2 separate regions of the Homo sapiens genome follow, and region 1 is linked to region 2. A link is a loop called in an ENCODE intact Hi-C map of the cell type or tissue named here. Cell type or tissue: PC-9. All regions are shown on one strand. Each heading gives the region's core, and the rest is flanking DNA. Links, peaks and the distances in the headings are about the cores only.

Evidence for each region. Hi-C counts contacts between places; a loop is a spot of excess contacts. Peaks named below come from ENCODE experiments on the same cell type or tissue, not always from the same donor. Only the 100,000 strongest peaks of a DNase experiment are listed, where the experiment ranks them.
Region 1: a loop joins it to region 2, with 5 times the contacts of the local background. A loop is called at or near these places in 11 of 110 quality-filtered maps.

The regions. Positions count from the first base shown.
Region 1 is chr12:31,668,331-31,678,797 of GRCh38, reverse strand. It overlaps ETFBKMT (electron transfer flavoprotein subunit beta lysine methyltransferase), which reads right to left. Exons shown (of 4, transcript NM_001135863.2): 4 at 5,684-10,467. AMN1 (antagonist of mitotic exit network 1 homolog) reads left to right here. Exons shown (of 7, transcript NM_001113402.2): 7 at 6,421-7,656. The coding sequence ends at 6,494. Among named protein-coding and RNA genes, the nearest start is that of ETFBKMT, 14 kb to the right of the region's middle. In PC-9, for the core only: no CTCF peak of the experiment used is centred there; no DNase peak of the experiment used is centred there.
Region 2 is chr12:32,038,469-32,048,935 of GRCh38, reverse strand. No RefSeq gene overlaps it. Among named protein-coding and RNA genes, the nearest start is that of BICD1, 63 kb to the left of the region's middle. RefSeq lists a silencer at 4,874-5,074. In PC-9, for the core only: no CTCF peak of the experiment used is centred there; no DNase peak of the experiment used is centred there.

The sequences.
Region 1 (10,467 bases), core at 1,622-9,621, 370 kb after region 2:
TTCAGCCATACTTTTTTCACTGTGTGTTCTCTAAAAATGTCTAAATTACATTTCCTTTGAACATTTGAAAAAAATACTTTGTTAAAAGTTTGTATTCTTTGGCCGGGCACGGTGGTGGCTCACGCCTGTAATCCCAGCACTTTGGGAGGCCAAGGTGGGCGGATCATAAGGTCAGGAGTTCGAGACCAGCCTGGCCAATATGGTGAAACCCCATCTCTACTAAAAATACAAAAATTAGCCGGGTGTGGTGGTGGGCACCTGTAGTCCCAGCTACTCGGGAGACTGAGGCAGGAGAGTCACTTGAACCCAGGAGACGGAGGTTGCAGTGAGCTGAGATGACACCATTGCACTCCAGCCTAGGCGACAGGGTGAGACTCTGTCTCAACATAAAAAAAAAAAAAAAGTTTGTATTTCCCATAGTTTCTTCTTCTTCTTGGTGTTCCAAGTGCTCCTGCCATGAATCTTTCAAAAAATGCTCTCCATCTATATTGTCATAGATTTTTACAGAGGTGGTCAACAGTTCCTTAGAGGTTGGGAGGCAGAAAGGTATACCTTTCCTCACCCATCATAAGGGTCAAGGCTGACAGTCCTATACGAAAAGGGAGGTTAATAAGAGAAAGGCGTAACAGGTTTATTTGGTCAAAGATTTATAAGAGACTTCAGAAATGAAGAGCCAAACACCCAGGGAAAACTGCTTGTTTTTATGCTTATGAAGCATGGACAGCCATGTAGAGATGTGACTGGAAAAGAGAATGAACTAATAGTAAGAGTGGAGAAACCCAGCAAGGCCTGTTCAGATTCTTCTTGGCCTTTCTGTGTGACCTTCCTTTTTCCAGGGTATAGGGCGGGGCCACTCTGGAATGAGGGCCTTATGATCTCCTATCTGACAAGGGTACATCAGAGAATTTCTTTATGGCCAGCTCCTAGGCAGAAAGGCTGGGGAAGTTTAGAGTAATATTTGTAGGTTTTATGTCTTCCTTTGGGGAAAAGGGTTCTAGTTTCTGTGACCCACCTTGGGGAAGAGGAATCCTGGTTTCTGTGACTCACTTGCGGAGAATGAAGGGTAAGAGATAGGAGGGCAGGAGAAGGTCAGAGACCTTGGTTCTGAGGTGGATTCTGAGGCCTTCCAATGTCCTTTAGTTCAAAGTACTCAGCATGCCAAAGTGCCATACTTTGGGGAATCCTTTTCTGAGCCCCAACAAGGTCATCTATACAACTCCCTCATTTTAAAGATAAGGGAACAGAGATACAATTGATTTAAGTGGCTTGCCCCACATCTTAGAAATAGTTGATAGAACTGGAAGTAAAACCTAAGTCATCTGAACCACAATCTATAATTCCTTCCTGAGCCTTTAATGTAAAGTGGCTTAACTGTTACTAGGATAGAGAAACAAATAGGAAGGTGACATCAAGCATCAGTCGGGTGATTAGCATAAATGACCCGTTAGCCCTTTTTCAGTCTGGAGAGTATGTGATTCTTTTTCTTTTTCTTTTTTTTGAGACGGAGTCTCGCTCAGTCACCCAGGCTGGAGTGCAGTGGCGCGATCTCGGCTCACTGCAAGCTCCGCCTCCCAGGTTCACGCCATTCTCCTGCCTCAGCCTCCCGAGTAGTTGGGACTACAGGTGCACGCCACTACGCCCAGCTAATTTTTTTGTATTTTTTAGTAGAGGCGGGGTTTCACCATGTTAGCCAGGATAGTCTCGATCTCCTGACCTCGTGATCCGCCCGTCTCGTCCTCCCAAAGTGCTGGGATTACAGGTGTGAGCCGCCGCGCCCGGCCAAGAGAGTATGTGTTTCTATAAAATGTTCTGCCAAGAGATTATGAAATACTTAGCGACCCCATAGTTTTTCCCTGTAGCATAATAAAGGCATTGAATATTCTTATTTAAACCCACAGTCCTAAATACTCTATCTTCATGGGAAGAAGCTGCCTAAGGAGACTGTAATATAACACTGCCATCTGGCATCAAAAATTTTTAATTACATAAAAATGTTACATGCTTACTATTGGAGGGAAAAGCATCTTCCTATAATGTGCAATAGTGAATTCAAAACAGAATAGTGACAAATGTAGACAGAAGACAAATTTTATATATGTTTGATAACATATTCACAACTTGGAAAAATGCCAAAATGATTGTAGACACACCAGCTAAAATGAAATTGGGAAGTGTTGGCCAGGCGCGGTGGCTCACACCTGTAATTGCAGCACTTTGGGAGGCCAAGGCGGGCAGATCACGAGGTCAGGAGATCGAGACCATCCTGGCTAACATGGTGAAACCCCATCTCTACTAAAAATACAAAAAAATTAGCTGGGGGGGCCAAATTCTGGCTAATTTTTGCATTTTTAGTAGAGACGGGGTTTCGCCATGTTGCCCAGGCTAGTCTCAAACTCCTGAACTCAAGCGATCCACCTGCCTTGGCCTCCCAAAGTGCTGAGATTACAGGTGTGAGCCACCTTACCAGGCCCCATCTTATTGATTTCTGCAAAAAATAAAAAGCCAGCTTGTATTTTGATATGAATTTCATTGAATCTATAGGTAATTTGGGAAATATTGCTATCTTAATAATATTAAGCCTTCTGGTTTGGATTTCTTTATTTAGGTCTTTAATTTCTTTCAATAAAGTCTTATAGTTTTCAGAGTATAAGTTTTTCACTTTCATTTGATTTATTCCTAAGTATTCTATTCTTTTTGATGGTAACATAAATGGAGTTATTTTCTAGTTCATTTTTGGATTATTCATTGTTGATGTATAGAAATACATTTGATTTTTATATATTGTTCTTGTACCTTGCTGAACTCATTTATTCTATTTTTTTAGTGAATTCCTTGGGATATTGTATACACAGTATAACATCTACAAATAGATAGTTTTACTTCTTCCTTCTAACCTGAATGCCTTTTCTTTTTCTTGCCTAATTTCCATGGCTGGAACCTCTGGTACATGCCATTTCTATGTTGGATAGAAATGGCAAGAGTGGACATCCTGGCGGGTAACGGTGGCTCACGCCTGTAACCCCAGCACTTTGGGAGGCCAAGGCAGGTGGATCAGGTCTCAAACTGCTGAGGTCAGGAGTTCAAGACCAGCCTGGCCAGCATGGTTAAACCCCGTCTCCACTAAAAATACAAAAAATTAGCTGGGCGTGGTTGCGGGCGCCTGTAATCCCAGCTACTCGGGAGGCTGAGGCAGGAGAATCACTTGAGCCTGGAAGCCAGGGTTGCAGTGAGCCAAGATCACATCATTGAACTCCAGCCTGGGCAAAGGGTGAGACTCTGTCTCAAAAAAAAAAAAAAGTGTGGATATCCTTGTCTTGATCCTAGGGAGAAAACATTTAATTTTTCACTATTAGCTATAGGTTTTTCTTGTTTGTTTTTGAGACAGGGTCTTGCTCTGTTGCTCAGGCTGGAGTGCAGTGGTGTGAACACACTCACTGCAACCTCTGCCTCCCAGGCTCAATTGGATCCTCCTACCTCAGCCTCCCAAGTAATTGGGACTACAGGCATGTGCCACCACACTCAGCTAATTTTTAAATTTCTTTCGCAGAGACAGGGTCTCACTATATTTCCCAGGCTGGTCTTGAACTCCTGGGCTCAAGTGATCCTCCCGCCTTGGCCTCCCAAAATGCTGGGATTACAGACATGAGCCACTGCATCCTGCCATCTATGGGTTTTTCATAGACGCCCTTTATCAGGTTGAGGAAGTTATCTTCTATTCCTAGTTGGTTGAATGAGCATTGGTTTTTGTCAACTGGTGTTTCTTTTTTTTTTTTTTTGACACTGGGTCTTGCTGTGTTGCCCAGGCTGGAGTACAGTGGCACCATCTCAGCTCACTGCAATCTCTGCCTCCTGGATTCAAGCGATTCCCCTGCCTCGGTCTCCTGAGTAGCTGGGATTACAAGCACCCACCACCATGCATGGCTAATTTTTTTTTTTGTATTTTTAGTAGAGACGGGGTTTTCCCATCTTAGCCAGGCTGGTCTTGAACTCTTGACCTCAGGTGATCCGCCCTCAGCCTCCCAAAGTGCTGGAATTACAGGCATGAGCCACCGTACCCAGCCAATTGGTGTTTCTTTGTCTATTGAGATGATCATGTGGTTTTAGTTCTTTGTTCTATTAGAATGGTGTAGGTGGTAAGCTGAATAATGCTCTCACCCACCCAATGATATCCACGTTCTAATGCCCAAAATGTGAGTATGTTATGTTACATAAGGTTGCCAATGGAATTAAAGTTGCTAATCAGTTGATTTTTAAGTAGGGAGATCATTCTGTATTATCTATGTAGGCCCAAAATAATCATAAGGGTCCTTAAAAGTAGAAGGAGAGAGGACCATAGAGATGGCAGCTTGAGAAGGACTGTGCTCAATGATGCCCACTTTTTTTTTTTTTTGAGATGGAGTCTCACTCTGTCACCCAGGCAAGAGTACGATGGCATGGTCTTGGCTTACTGCAATCTCCGCCTCCCTGGTTCAAGCAATTCTCCCACCTCAGCCTCCCAGGTAGCTGGGACTACAGGTGCATGCCACAGTGCTCGGCTAATTTTTGTATTTTTAGTAGAGATGGGGGTTTCACTATGTTGGCCAGGCTGGTCTCAAACTCCTGACCTCATGATCTGCCCGCCTCAGCCTCCCAAAGTGCTGGGATTGCAGGCGTGAGCCACCGCACCCAGCCCAATGTTGTTCACTTTAAATAAGCAGGAAGGAATGCAAGGAATGTGGTAGTTTCTAGAAGCTAGAAAAGTAAAGGAAGTAGATTCCCCTGTAGAGCCTCCAAAAAAAAAAAAAGATAAGACTTTCCTCTAAAAAGTAACGCAGACCTGCCCACACCTGATTTTAGCCCAGTGAGACCCATTTTGGAATTCTGACCTTCAAAACTGTACAATAACAAATTTGTTGCTTTAAGCCACTAAATTTGTGGTAATTTGTTACAGCAGCAATAGGACATTAACACAGTATATTATACTAATTGATTTTCAGATGTTAAAGTAACCTTGCATTCCTATGATAAATCTCAGTTGGTCATGGTATGTAATCCTTTCTTCTAGTGGCTGGATTTGGTGTGCTGGTGTTTTGTTGAGCATTTTTTAGTCTACATTAATAAAAGATCCTTGTCTGCAGTTTTCTTTTTCATGTGATGTCTTTGTCTGGCTTTGGTATCAGGGTAACACTGGCCTCACAGAAAGAGTTGGAAAGTGTTTCCCCCTTCTTCTATAGCCACCCAGCTTTGTCATGGTTGCCATTTAAATGGTATGTCTTTGTCCATTCTTTTACTTTCAACATAATTTGAATCTATCTTTGATTGAGATTTCCTCTACAATAACCAATAATATTTTTATGACCATGAATAAAACTGCATTTATCTTACTAGCTGCTTTTTTAAAAAATTGTAAACCTTTGTTTTCCCAATGATAATAACTTTTCATTTCTATACACTCTCTGGTTCTCTTGCTGGCAATAAACCTTGGTATTTTTGCTTAATTTTGTTAAACTTAAAATAAAATTTTGTCACTGTATATGTTGGGCCCATCTTTTTTTTTTTTTCTACTGGTCTGTGAAATCTGTCTAGGAACCACCAAATTACAGGATTTCCAAGACTAGGTTAGAGATATGTTGTACATAAAACATAGGTTGTATCTATGGAAACAAGTTTATTAAACTTATGAGTAATATTTAAACTAACAAAATTTTATCAGTATTTTTGCTTTAATTCAGATTTTTAAAAGACATCCTAAAACTAGGATGGAAACCATATCAAAATCACGACTGTACATTGTGAAAAACTGAAAACATCTAAATGTCCAATAATATAGATTGGTTAAATTACAGTGTATTTATATAATGGTTATCTATTTAAAATCATGCTTTATAGTAGTATTATACAGACATGGAAAAATGTTCAGCTACAGGTCAACTTGTCACGTTCGGTGACTACTACCTCCTTTAACCCTTTGGGTGTGTTGCAGCTTCCCAAGGTGGTTTACCGTACCTATTGGCTTTCTTTAATCCTACTTTTTTGGTAAATATTCCCTTCATTAAATGCTGTTCAGTCACCCCACTTTAGTGAATCATCTATTTCCGGCTAAGATCCTGAAAAAAGTTATTAACCATTAACACAGGTTAATGGTGAAATTAGACCATTACTCTGGTTGGTGGAATTATGATGAAATTACAGAGAAAACAACAAATGCCTGTTTTTTTTTTTTAAACAAGTAATACCATGATAGGTGCACTACACCTAATAATAGTGAGGGCTACCATTAATTAATTATTAGTGAGTTAGTTGTATATTGTGCTTTATAGATCACCTCCTTTAATCCTTTAAATAACTGTATAATAATTAACATCACCTCCAGTTAGACATGAGGAAACATTAAACATTTTTTATTGTCAATTAATATATTGTCATTGTTTTCTTTTATAGATCATTCCCGAGAAGTGTTGGAGCAATTAGTAGGCCCAAACAAACTAAAGCAAGTGACATGGACTGTTTATTGATGCTTTTTTGAAGATGATCAATGCTAGGAAAGCTTATCAAAACTACTTTCCCAGGAAACCATCTATAGAGATTTGCATTCTACTTAATGTTAACACTATTTTTAATTATTTTATTGTCTTAAGTTATAACTCTCAGAGAATTAGCTAAGTCTTGGTATATACATGGTTTGTGCTTTACTCTTAAACATCTTTAAAGTGCTATTATTCTATATCTGTTGGATGAGTCATTATTTTTGAAATGATAATCCTAGCATGAACTCTGATCTATGGTGTTGGATTCTGTTTCTTAAATAACTTTAAAATTAACTGTTTTCCCTTGAGATTTCCTTCTCCTATGTAGGTATTTGAGCTATTGTTCTAAGTTTACCTGTAAGTATAAACCTTGGGAGAATCTAAGTAAACATATTTCTAAAAGCATAGTTACCTTCCTATTTTCTGGCTCTTACCTTCTTGGAGTATTTAAATGCCCATTTGCCAAAAGCAGACCTGAACATCAAGCCTGTTAATTCTTCAAAGAATTTAGGTATTTGTTTCACCGAAATGAAGTGACTTATTAGCCATTCAGCGTATTAGTATTACAGAGGCTCTTGCCCAGCCACATCCATTCATTGATTTTTATGGCTACTCTTCCCAGTTACATTTTATGCATCTGTAAGCTTTCCTTCCTTAGCAAAATTGCATTCAAAAATGTGTAAAAATGAGTAAATACAGAATATCACTACAGAGACTTGTATCCTCAGGTTTATTGATTTCACATTGTGAAATAAACAGCAAAGGTCTTAGTTTTCAAGTGAAAACTTTTTGGTAATCACAAAATTACCTGACACATACCACGCTTAAACCAACCCCCAAATTTAGCATATTCATTTTGCCATGAGCCAGTCTTGAGATTTTCTTAAAAGATTTCTTATTTTGCCTCTGATGTAGTGAAAAACGGGGTAAGTATGCTAACTTTCTTGTATATGTTGGGGGGTACTTATTCAACTCCATTTCTTGTCCTTACAAGATTTATAAATGTGGTATGTTTATAGTGTGGATATATATGTTGCCACTGCAAAGGTGGTGCATATGTATATATGTGCAAAATGGGTAAGGCCTGTTCTAACTATGAAATTTTTCTAAAGACAAATTCAATAAAATTTAATACTGAATATTTAACCAAGTCAATCACATTTTCCCCTTTTTGCAGAAACTAGTTTCGACATCTAAATTGTGAGCTTCTTTGGGTCTATGAAGGATTTATCTTCCTAAAACAGTTTGCAGTTTGATATTTCTCCTTTTTTATGTTGCTAGCTGTATTAACTATTTCTCACCACTCTGTTTAAAATATCTGTACCCCATCCAGTACCCAGTATTCCCTATTACCCTTACTTCTTTTTCTCCTTACTACCTATCACCATCTGATGCCTGTTTTCATTTGTTCATTATGTCTCCCTACTCTAGAATACAAATTTCATAAGGACAAAGTATTTATCTTTTTTTTTCATTGCTGTATCCCCATATCCCCAGTGCCTAGAACAGTGCCTGGTATATAATAAGCACTCAAATATTCATTGAATAAGTAAATATGGAAAGAAATAAAGGAGGAAAGAAAGAAATACCCAGTAATACCCAGCCTGGCCAATGTAGCAAGACTCCATGTCTACAAAAAATACAAAATAAAAAAACTAGCCAGGCATCATGGTGGTGCATGCCTACAGTCCTAGCTACTAAGGAGGCTGAAGTGGGAGGATTACCTGAGCCTAGAAAGTCGAGGCTGCAGTGAGCACGGTCGCATTGCTGAACTCCAGCCTGGATGAGAGAGCAAGACCTGTCTAAAAACAAACAAAACAAAACACCCAACAACAACAACAAAAATTTCCAGTCTCTAGTCTGATTTATATTTTCTAATATAAAGAGATTGGAAGTCATCATTCCCATCCTCACAATAAGAAAAAAGCTCAATAAACTGAAAAGTCAACAACACTTAGATCCATTAGAGAATTAAGGTTAAAGAGAGAATGCCTCACAAATTAGAAACGCAAATACAAAGAACCATAGCTTACAGGGAGCAGAAGCCTGTTGCTGGAGCCAGTACCAATAGGAACATTTATGCTGTAATTCCTGAGTTGCTGGAGGCTCCATGTGGATGGACTTAAGAATCAAAAGCTCCAGCCTGGCACAGTGGCTCACACGTGTAATCCCAGCACTTGGGGAGGCTGAGGCAGGTGGATCACCTGAGGTCAGGAGTTCGAGACCAGCCTGGCCAACATGGCGAAGCCCTGTCTTTACTAAAAATACAAAAATTAGCTGGGCATGGTGGTGCATGCCTGTAATCCCAGCTGGGTTTGGTGGTGTATACCTGTAATCCCAGCTACTCAGGAGGCTGAGGCAGGAGAATCACTTTAACCCAGGAGGTGGAGGTTGCAGTGAGCCAAGATCACGCCATTGCACTCCAGCCTGGGCAATAAGAGTGAAACTCTGCCTCAAAAAAAAAAAAAAAAGAATCAAAAGCTCTAGGAATCTGTCCATAAACGTTATCTAACCAGGTGTGGCAACCCTGCAGTCACTCTGAACCTATTCTGCTTTTGGGAGCTGCCCAATTCACAGATTGTTCTTTGCTCAATTAAACTTTGTTAAATTAAAACAAACAAACTCCAGGGGGCCCACTCCTAGGGGAGACACCACACTTTCATAGTTTTACCTCCAGGATACCTACCAGGTTCTCAGGGTGAGGATCAGAGAAAAATCCCCTCTTCTGGTATGAGGATAGGGAAAGTAACCATTTTGAAATATGCCCAAGTGTTCAGTTCTCCTTAACAAAAGCCAGTTCTCAAGGGAAACTATTTTACCAGAGCCTCGTTGACCTGGGGGAAAGGAAGCACCCAACTCCAGCTGCCTCTAGCCTTCCTGTCTCACCAAAGTGACAAAAGAAAAGCTGAAAGCACTTGTGAAGGTCACAGCAGGGGCACAGGCTGACTTAACTGACTGAGACTTAATCACAGGACTATAGAACATACCTTCTCCCATACCTTATCACATCAGTTAGGCTACTGTATAATAACAGGGAATTACAGGTGAAAAAAACTGCAAGCTTCAGACTCTATATAAGAAGGAATCTCTAGGGAAACTCAAAGATAACAGAGGAGACAATAGCCAGGACACTAGAGGAAAATTTAGCCTGTAATATCTACTCTACAGCAAACAGTAGCCCTACCCAGATTTTAAAACCTCATGCTACCTTAGTTTACTTGTTTATTTATGCAATACATCATGTCTAGCTATCAACAAAAAATTACAAGGCATGCTAAAAGACAAAAAAACAGTCTGAAAAGAAAACAAGCATCAGAACCAGACTCAGTTATGGCAGACATTTTAGAATTACCAGATCATAAATTTAAAATAACTGATTAACATGCAAAGGGCTCTAATGCGAAAAGCATACAACACGCAAGAATGATGGGTGACGTAAGCAGAGATAGAAGCTATAAGAAAAAATCAAAAGGAAGTGATAGAAGTAAAAAACATCGTCAGGCTGGCGTGGTGGCTCACACCTGTAATCCTAGCACTTTGGGAGGCCAAGGCGGGTGGATCACCTGAGGTCAGGAGTTTGAGACCGGCCTGGCCAACATGGCAAAACCCCGTCTCTACTAAAAATACAAAAATTAGCCAGGCATGGTGGTGCACACCTAAAATCCCAGCTACTCTGGAGGCTGAGACAGGACAATCGCTTGATTGGGGGAGGTGGAGGCTACAGTGAGCCGAGACATGAGTCACTGCACTCCAGCCTGGACGACAGAGCTGAGACTCCATCTCAAAAAAAAAAAAAAGCCCAGAGTTCAAGGCTGCAGTGCCCAATGATTAAGCCTCTGAATAGCCACTGCATTCCAGCCTGGGAGCAAAGTGAGACTGTCTCTAAAAAAAGAAAAAATATATATATAGTCTTCTTCTGTTTTGTTTTGTTTGTTTAATTCAAAGTTACATCACAGTTGTC
Region 2 (10,467 bases), core at 1,748-9,747:
ACATGCACAGTTCACAATAGGGTGCACGCCCCTATGAGAATCTAATGCCACTGCTGATCTGACAGGAGGCGGAGCTCAGGCAGTAATACTCCCTCGCCCACCACTCACCTCCTGCTGTGTGGCCCCATTCCTAACAGGGTTTGGGGACCCTTGATGTAAATAACTGTTGTTGTTGTTGTTGTTGTTGTTGTTGTTTTTGAGACAGAGTCTTACTCTGCTGCCCAGGCTGGAGTTCAGTGGCATGATCTCGGCTCACTGCAACCCCTGCCTCCAGGTTGAAGCTATTCTCCTGCCTCTGCCTCCCAAATTGCTGGTATTACAGACGCGTGCCACCATGCTCAGCTAATTTTTGTATTTTTAGTAGAGATGGGGTTTCACCATGTTGGCCAGGCTGGTCTCGAACTCCTGACCTCAGGTGATCCACCTGCCTCGGCCTCCCAAACTGCTGGGATTACAGGCATGACCCACTGCGCCTGGCCAAGAACTGCTTCTAAGTTCAGTTTATTTCAAATCTTGGTGGATACATGGCTGTAATAACCAGAACAGACATTTCATGAAACCTCTTCATACACAACAATTAGGGTGAGGCTCATAGTAACAATAATATAAATCCGTATTTCAAACAGTGTTGGTAATTTTGAATGTTTTGACCAACTTCTAATAAACTATGTTAGATTTTTATTATATTTTCTTGTCAAATAGTAGACAAAGGGCTTCTACGCCTGTAGGAATAGATGTCAGTGTTGTCAAACAGCTCCTTGTTTGCCGCCACATGCATTATTAGAGTTATCTTGAAAACCAGCAGTTTCTCTGTAGGAGTCTTTTAAAGCCACTTATCTGTTGTGTAAAGATAGGTTTAGTTGAAACTAGATCATTCCATCTGCCTTTAACCAGGCACTCCTAACCTGTAATATGCTGCACTCTGAAGGGGTTCAGGGAGGAAAGTCACCACAATGTGACGCTTCTGTTCTTCCCCGAGGAGGTGACACATAACGGTGACATAGATTCAGAGTGACAAATCCAGTGCATACTCTATAATCAATGTCAGTAAAGTTTAAATTCTTGCTTTTTTAAATAAAAATAAAATGGACTAGGAATTCTGGTCTTCCTGCATCTCAGAGGCCTCACTTGCACTTTCCCCGGATTTCTTGCACAGCCCACTGGAGTCTGACAAAAGGATACCCTTTCAAGTCTGAAGTTTGGCAGTCACTAAGTGGGCCCCGCCACTGTGGCAGCGGCACCCCATGACTGTGAGATCCATTTTGCAAAGATAAATAAAACACTTCTAAGAGTAACTGGGAATAACTGAAGGCAGGAAGTTACAGTCTCTGCTCAGTGACACATAGGTCTTTCTTCCTCCTGACCACTGAGCACTGTTGACCTTTATCTGAGACCCTGCACCTCTGGAAAGCAGTGATAATCAGGCAGGCATGGTGGCTCATGCCTGTAATCCCTGCACTTTGGGAGGCCAAGGCAGGTGGATCACGAGGTCAGGAGTTTGAGACCAGCCTGGCCAACATGGTGAAACCCTGTCTCTACTAAAACAATAAAATAAAATAAAATAAATTATCATGGCTTAGTGGTGGGCGCCTGTAATTCCAGCTACTTGGAAGGCTGAGGCAGGAGAATTGCTTGAACCCAGGAGGCAGAGGTTGCAGTGAGCTGAGATGGCACCACTGCACTCCAGTCTGAGCAACAGAGTAAGACTCTGTCTCAAAAAAAATTTGTTTGGCCGGGTGCTGTGGCTCATGCCTGTAACCCCAGCACTTTGGAAGGCCAAGGCAGGTGGATCGCTTGAGGCCAGGAGTTCAAGGCCAGCCTGACCCATATAGTGAAACCCTGTCTCTACTAAAAATAAAAAAATTAGCCGGGCATGATGGCACGTGCCTGTAGTCCCAGCTACTCAGGAGGCTGAGGCAGGAGAATCACTTGAACCAGGGAGGTGGAGGTTGCAGTAAGCCGAGATCACACCACTGCACTCCAGCTTCAGCAACAGAGTGAGATTTTGTCTCAAAAAAAAAAAAAATTTTTTTTTTTTGGCCGGGTGCAGTGGCTCATGCCTGTAATCCCAGCACTTTGGGAGGCCAAGGCAGGCAGATCACCTGAGGTCGGGAGTTTGAGACCAGCCTCACCAACATGGAGAAACCCCGTCTGTACTTAAAAAAATACAAAATTAGTTGGGCGTGGTGGCGCACACCTGTAATCCCAGCTACTCAGGAGGCTGAGGCAGGAGAATTGCCTGAACCCAGGGGGCAAAGATTGCAGTGAGCCGAGATCGTGTCATTGCACTCCAGCCTGGCAACAAGAGCAAAAAACTCCAAAACAAAACAAAAACAAAATCAAAAAAATTTAAGTAAAATAAAATAAAGACAGAAAGAGGCCAGGCATGGTGGCTCACGCCTGTAATCTCAGCACTTTGGGAGGCTGAGGTGGGCAGATCACGAGGTCAGGAGATCGAGACCATCCTGGCTAACACAGTGAAACCCCGTCTCTACTAAAAATACAAAAGAAATTAGCCAGGCATGGTGGCGGGCACCTGTGGTCCCAGCTGCTGGGGAGGCTGAGGCAAGAGAATGGTGTGAACCCAGGAGGTGGAGCTTGCAGTGAGCTGAGATTGTGCCACTGCACTCCAGCCTGGGCGACAGAGTGAGACCCTGTCTCAAAAAAATAAAATAAAATAAAATAAAATAAAGAAGACAGAAAGAAAATGTATTTATTTAAAAAGAAAAGAAAGCAGCGATGATAAAGCACCCTGCACCCCCAGTACCCCCACCCCCAACCTGAACCCCATGCAACCCCCATCCTCCACCACCTTTTGTTTTTCAAAATCCCCCATTCTTTTGTGTTCTTGGAGAAGACTTGCTCAGAGAACCATCCTTCTGCATAGGACATAGGTACAACTCACCGTCCACTCTCTTGTGACCCCACGGTTCTCAGGGTTGGCTCCCTTGTTCATCTGCAACAAGGCCAAACACAAATCCTCCAATTTCCCATTCTTTGCTGTAGTTGACTAGCTAAGATTAGAACAATTTGTTTCCCTGAGAATAATATTTCTGGTTCAGCTAAGTGACAGACAGTTCTGCATACAAAACAACCCCAACTGCATATCACCCCACTTCAGCTTGTTTACTCCTCTCTATATAAGTCTAGGGCAAAAGCACCCTGCTGAGATCCTCTGATCTTTGCCTCTCAAGTGTTCTTTAATCAATCTGCCTACTTCTCTGGGTTTTGTCTTTGACACAACCCTCGATTTCTCTTTGAAGAAGTGTCACCTTCACCAAACCCAAGTGTGTCCTCCAGATAGATTACTGCTCACCCTGCATAATGCCTCCCAGGTAAACCTTCTCCCCTAAAAGAGAAATACCTCTTTTTTTTTTTTTTTAAGACAGTCTTGCTCTATTGCCCAGGCTGGAGTGCAGAGTGCAGTGGCTCAATCATGGCTCACTGCAGCCTCATCCTCCCAAGCTCAAATGATCCTCCCACCTCAGTCTCCTGAGTAGCTGAGACTACAGGCAAAGGCCACCACACCCAGCTAGTTTTATTATTATTATTATTATTATTATTATTATTATTATTATTATTGAGACTGAGTCTCACTCTGTCTCCCAGGCTGGAATGCAGTGACCCAATCTCGGCTCATTGCAGCCTCTGCCTCCCGGGCTCAAATGATTCTCCTACCTCAGCTTCCCAAGTAGCTGGGATTACAGGTGCACGCCACCATACACAGTTAATTTTTATATTTTTAGTAGAGACAGGGTTTTGCCATGTTGGCCAGGCTGGTCTCAAACTCCTGACCTCAGGTGATCTGCCTGCATTGGCCTCCCAAAGTGCTGGGATTACAGGCATGAGCCACTGTGCCCGGCCCCAGCTAAATGTTTATTTTTTGTAGAGATAGGATTTTGCTATGTTGCCCAGGCTGGTCTTGAACTCCTGGGCTCAAGCAAACTGTCTGCCTTGGCTTCCTAAAATGCTAGGATTACAGGCATGCCCAGCCTTCTCTTCATTTTTAAAACTCAAACTTCATAGAACATATGTATCTCTCAATATAACATTTCTGGCTAACAATTCTATAGAAAAGTCACAAAATTTTTACATCCTAAACATGATACAATATTTTTCAAAAAATGAAATGCAAGAAAGGCCTTTTATTCCAAATATTATTGCTATTTCTTCAGAGTCTGTTGAGGCAATCCTCAACATTGTATCTGCCCCAAAGGATGTGTTGAAGTCCTAACCCCTGGTACCTGTGAATGTGACCTTACTTGGAAATAGTCTTTGCAGATGTAATTAAGATTTAAGTTAGAATGAGGTTATACTTGAGTACTATATTTGGTCCATTTTGCATTGTATAAAGGAATAGCTAAGGCTGGGTAATTTACAAAGAAAAGAAGTTTAATTGCCTCACAGTTCTGCAGACTGTACAAGAAGTGTCAGAGATGATAAATTCCTCTTCAAAAAGCTTTCGTTCCCTGTTCTTTGTTTCTTAAAACCAACTTCCTTGTACTTCCTTGTCTCCTAGCTACCTGTTCTGTAAACAACCTTCCTGCCTTTGCCATGCCCAGACAAGTCCAGATATGCCTTCCCGCCTAGTAACAGACTCTTTTCCCACCTAGTAACGGACTCTTCACCTAATAGACCCTATTCAATTTTAAACCTTAGCCAATCGAGTTAGCTTAGATTGTGAGGTCCAACCCCAGCCAATGGGGAAAGGACACAGAAGTGCTAGGAACTGCATTAGAGATAAAAACCCCTTTCCTACCCTGCTCGGTGTGCTCTTGCGATAATGACTGGCGCAAGCTGCACCCTTCTGCAGAAGAAAATTTGCCTTGCTGAGAAATCTTGTGTTTGAGTGCTCATTTTCTTTACGACTCTGAGCTTTTATTTCTAACAGAACAAGGTGCCAGTGTCTGTTTCTGGGGAAGCCTCAGGAAGCTTCCAATCATGGTGGAAGGCAAGGAGAGCCAGTGTGTCACATGGCGAGAGATTTTAACAATCAGATTGCACATTAACTAATAGAGCAAGAACTCATTCATTACTGTAAGGAGGGCATCAAGCCATTCATGAGGGATCTGTCCCCATGACCCAAACATCTCCTACTAGGCCCCACTTCCAACACTGGGGGTCACATTTCAATTTGAGATTTGGAGGGGACAAATATTCAAACTATATTAAGTAGTATGGACTCAATCCAATATGACTGCTGTCCTTATGAGAAGCAGAGAAGAGACACGGAGACAGACCCAGGAAGAATGCTATGAGGCAATGGAGACAGTGATTAAAGTGCTGTATCAACAAGCATTTACTGGCAACACCAGAAGCTAAAAGTAAGGCATGGAACAGATTTCTTCCCTGGAGCCTTCAGAAGGAGCATGGCCCTGCCAAGACCTTGATTTTGGACCTCTGACTTCCAGAACTGTAAGATAATACATTTTCTGTTTTTTTAACCCACCCAGTTTGTGGTGCTTTGTTATGGCAGCTCTAGAAAGCTAATATAGAGTCCCTATGAACGTTTTGGAAAATTGTGGCGCGATCAACAAAAGGGGCTGGGCACAGTGGCTCACGCCTATAATCCCAGCATTTTGGGAGGCTGAGGCCAGAGGATCACTTGAACCCAGGTGTTTGAAATAAGCCTGAGCAACATAGTGAGACCCTGTCTATACAAAAAATACAAAAATTAAGGCTGGGTGCAGTGGCTCATGCCTGTAATCCCAGCACTTTGGGAGGCCAAGGTGGGTGGATTACCTGAGATCAGGAGTTCACGACCAGCCTGGCCAACATGGTGAAACCCCATCTTTACTAAAAATACAAAAAATTGGCCAGGAGTGGTGGCTCACGCCTATAATCCCAGAATTTTGGGAGGTTGAGGTAGGTGGATCACCTGAGGTCAGAAGTTCAAGACCAGCCTGACCAACACGGTAAAACCCCATCTGTACTAAAAATACAAAATTAGCCAGGCGTGGTGGTGGGCACCTGTATTCCCTGTTACTCAGGAGGCTGAGGCAGGAGAATTGCTTGAACCCAGGAGGAGGAGGTTGCCACTGCACTCCAGCCTGGGTGACAGAGTGAGACTCTGTCTCAAAAAATAAAAATAAAAATAAAAATAATTAGTTGGGTGTGGTGGCCTGAGCTTGTAGTCCCAGCTACTCTGGAGGCTGAGGTAAGAGAATCGCTTGAGCCCAGGAGGCAGAGGTTGCAGTGAGCTGAGATTGCACCACTGCACTCCAGCCTGGGTGACAGGGCGAGACTCTGTCTCAAAAAAAAAAGAACAAAAATTAGCTGGGTGTGGTGGAGCACGTGTGTAGTCCAGCTACTCAGAAGGCTGAGGTGGGAGGATCACTGGAGCCTGGGAGGTCAAAGCTGCAGTAAGCCATGATCACGCCACTGCCCTCAAGCCTGGGTGACATAGTAAGACCCTGTCTTAAAAAACAAAACACGAAACAGGCTTGGTGCGGTGGCTCACGCCTGTAATCCCAGCGCTTTGGGAGGCCGAGGCAGTTGGATGGCTTCAGCTCAAGAGTTCAAGACCAACCTAGGAAACAAGGTGAAACTCTGTCTCTACAAAGAATTCAAAAATCTAGCCAGGCATGGTGGTACACTTCTGTAGTCCCAGCTACTCAGGAGGCTAAAGCTGGAGGATCGATTGAGCCAGGAGGTAGTGGCTGCAGTGAGCCACGATCATGCCACTGTGCTCCAGCCTGGGCAACAGAACAAGACACTGTCTCAAAACCAAAAAACAACAAACAACAACAAAAGGGGTGCAATAGGCCAGGTGCTGTGGCTCATACCTATAATCCTAGCACCATGGGAGGCCGAGGCAGGAGGAGCCCTTGAAGCCAGGAGTTCAAGGCCAGCCTGGACAACAAAGCAAGACCCTGTCTCTACCAAATAAACCAAAAGACAAAAAAACAAAATGAAACAAAACAAAAGGGGTGCAACACAGGACCACTGGTGGTGTCAAAGGAAAAATTGCACTGAACAACGTTGAAACTTTAGGCAAAGTTAAACTGCAGGAGGGGAGAGGGCCAGAACTAAGTATGAACTAAACTGCTCATCAGAAGGGATAGGTTTTGTTTGTTTGTTTGTTTGTTTGTTTGTTTTTGAGGCGGAGTCTCTCTCTGTCGCCCAGGTGGAGTGCAGTGGCGGGATCTCGGCTCAGTGCAACCTCTGCCTCCCGGGTTCAAGTGATTCTCCTGCCTCTGCCTCCAGAGTAGCTGGGACTACAGGTGCCCACCACCACGCCCAGCTAATTTTTTGTATTTTTAGTAGAGACGGGGTTTCACTGTGTTAGCCAGGTTGACGTCGATCTCCTGACCTCGTGATCTGCCTGCCTCTGCCTCCCAAAGTGCTGGGATTGCAGGCATGAGCCACCGCACCCGGCCCAGAAGGGATAGGTTTTAAAGGATTGGGTGAATTAGTACTGAAGGACATAAGGGAAGTCACAGGCCATTTGTGTTTGCCGTTGGCTTTTTATAATTTGATGTCTTTATGGGGTACGGAGTGATGTTGTAATATATGTAAACAATGTGAAATTATTAAATCAAGCTAATTAACATACCCATTACCTCAATACTCATCTTTTTTTTTTTTTATTTTTTTAGAGAGACAAGTTTTCACTCTGTTGCCCAGATTGGAGTGCAGTGGCACCATTATAGCTTACTGTAACTTTGAACTCCTGGGCTCAAGCCATCCTCCCACCTCAGCCTCCTGAGTAGCTAAGACTACAGGCACACACCATCACGTCTGTCTAATTTTTTTAATTTTCTATAGAGACAGGGTTTCACTATGTTGCCTAGGCTGGCCTTGAACTCCTGGCCTCAAGTGATCTGCCTGCCTTGGCATCCCAAAACTCTGGGATAACAGGTGTGAGCCACCATGCCCAGCCAATACTCATCATTTTTTTGGTAGGAAGAGCATTTGAAATGTATTCACTTAGCATTTTTGGAATATACAGTACATTATTATTAACTATAGTTCTCATACTGTGCAATAGATCTCAAAAAAATATTCCTCCTGTCTAACTGAAATGTTGTACCCATTGACCAACATTTCCCCATTTCCTCGCTCCCAGCCCCTGGTAACCACCATTTTATTCTCTACTTCTATGAGCTTGATTGTTTTAGATTCCACATACATGTGAGATCCTGCAGTATGTGTCCTTCCCTGCCTGGCTTTTTTTCATTTAGCATAGTTCTCCAGGTTCATCTATGTTGTCGCAAATGGCAGAAATTCCTTTTTTTGAAAGGCTAAATAAAATTCCATTGTGTATTTGCTAGTAGGCTTTCTCCAAAGGAATTATAGCCTCTGCTGTCCTCCATGGGAGATAGCACCAGAAGTGGGCATCTGCCACTGGAAGAGGGTCCTCACCAGAACTTGGCTGTGCTGGGACCCTGCTCTCAGACACGCAGCCTTCAGAACTGTGAGAAATAAATTCTAATTGTTCAAAAATCAACAAAAAGGAGAAATAAACGTATCCTAGCTTTGTGACAAGAGTTAGTTTTGTAACTTAGAGCACGATATCTTGAAACTTGGAGCAAGGCAATTTGGAGTCAGGCTCCTGCTGCCCTCCCACAGAAACAGAGATAAGGATGCTATGTCCTGCTGATTGCATTTCAAAGAAATAGTTCCCAGGTCTTGGAGAAAGACTTTCCTGGGTTGTAAAACTGACAAAGCTTTTTTAAAGATTATGCATCGACTAAAGGTAAAATGACCAAAAAAAAAAAAAAAATTGGCATCTCGAAGTATCAGAGAGAAAATTTACAAGTTTTCTAAAGCAAATGCTCTAAGAAGAGGGAGGTCAGGGGCCTCCCTCAGGAGGAAGCCCGCCTAAAGGGAAACATGAGCTTGTCTTGGTCTTGAATCTTCTACTGCACAAAAGCCCCTATCTGTTATTCACCATATTAATTATTTGGTGATCAAGAAGCAATGTTTTAAACATTTCACAACTGACCAGATGTTTTGTTTTATAAGAATTATATTTAGGTACCTTACCATGCTTTAGTTAACCTTTTAAGAAATTGATTGAGGGTTTGGGGTTGACATAGTATAATTTTTCTGTTTAAAATAAAATAAATAGGCTGAAGGTTAGCATTTTCATGCAGAACAACCAATTTTCAGTAATAGATTACTGATGTTAAGCAGGAGAGGACTACATTTCTAAATTGTTTAATTTTTTTAAATGACAGACCCAAACTTCTTTTCAAAGAACAGCCTCTCTGACAGGTTGATTCAGTGCAGGCGCACTGCATTCTGAATCCTAGGGCAAGGCCATGTTTAATGAGCTTTCTCTCTGCATCCCCCACTTCTATTCCCACCCACTAAGACCCAGGGCTGACTGGCCATCAACTCAAAGACTAACAGCGGGACGATCTCACTGGCGGGACGATCTCACTGGCGGGTTGCCTAGGAGGCTTGGGAGTGAATAACAGGCATCTGGTTCTAAGATCCACAGCGCAGATTTAAGGAAAAAACAGCTGTTAGCCATACTCCCTCTACCCCAAAACAGTTTTTAAAAATTGCTGTTGGAAGCCAAGAATGATAAGCAAACAAAACAATAGAATAGAAAATAACAAGGCTGGGCGCAGCGGCTCATGCCTGAAACCCCAACACTTTGGGGGCCAAGGTGGGAGGATTGTTTGAGCCCAGGGGGTTGAAACCGGCCTGGGCAACATACTGAGATGCTGTCTGTATAAAAATTTGTGAAAATAGCTTGGTGTAGTGGTGTGCACCTGTGGTCCTAGCTACTTGGAAGGCTGAGGAGAGAGGGTTTCTTGAGCTCAGGAGTTGGAGGTTGCAGTGAGCTATGATTTTACCACTACACTCCAGCCTGGGTGACAGAGTGAGACCCTATCTCTAAACAAAGAAAAGAAAAGAAAACAGCCAGGCGCGGTGACTCACGCCTGTAATCCCAGCACTTTGGGAGGCTTAGGTGGCCAGATCACCTGAGGTCAGGAGTTCGAGACGAGCATGGAGAAACCCTGTCTCTACTAAAAATACAAAATTAGCTGGGCGTGGTGGCACATGCCTGTAATCCCAGCTACTCAGAAGGCTGAAGCAGGAGAATTGCTTGAACCCGGGAGGCGGAGGTTGCAGTGAGCCGAGATGGCACCATTGCACTCCAGCCTGGGTAACAAGAGCGAAACTCCATCTCAAAAAAAAAAAAAAAAAAAAAAGAGTCCGGGTGCGGTGGCTCACACCTGTAATCCCAGCACTTTGGGAGGGCGAGATGGTTGCATCACGAGGTCAGGAGATCGAGACCATCCTGGCTAACACAGTGAAACCCTGTATCTACTAAAAAAAATACAAAAAATTAGCCAGGCGTGGTGGTGGGTGCCTGTAGTCCCAGCTACTCGGGAGGCTGAGGCAGGAGAATGGCGTGAACCCGGGAGGCAGAGTTTGCAGTGAGCCAAGATTGCGCCACTGCACTCCAGCCTGGGCTGGGCACAGAGCAAGACTCCGTCTCAAAAAAAA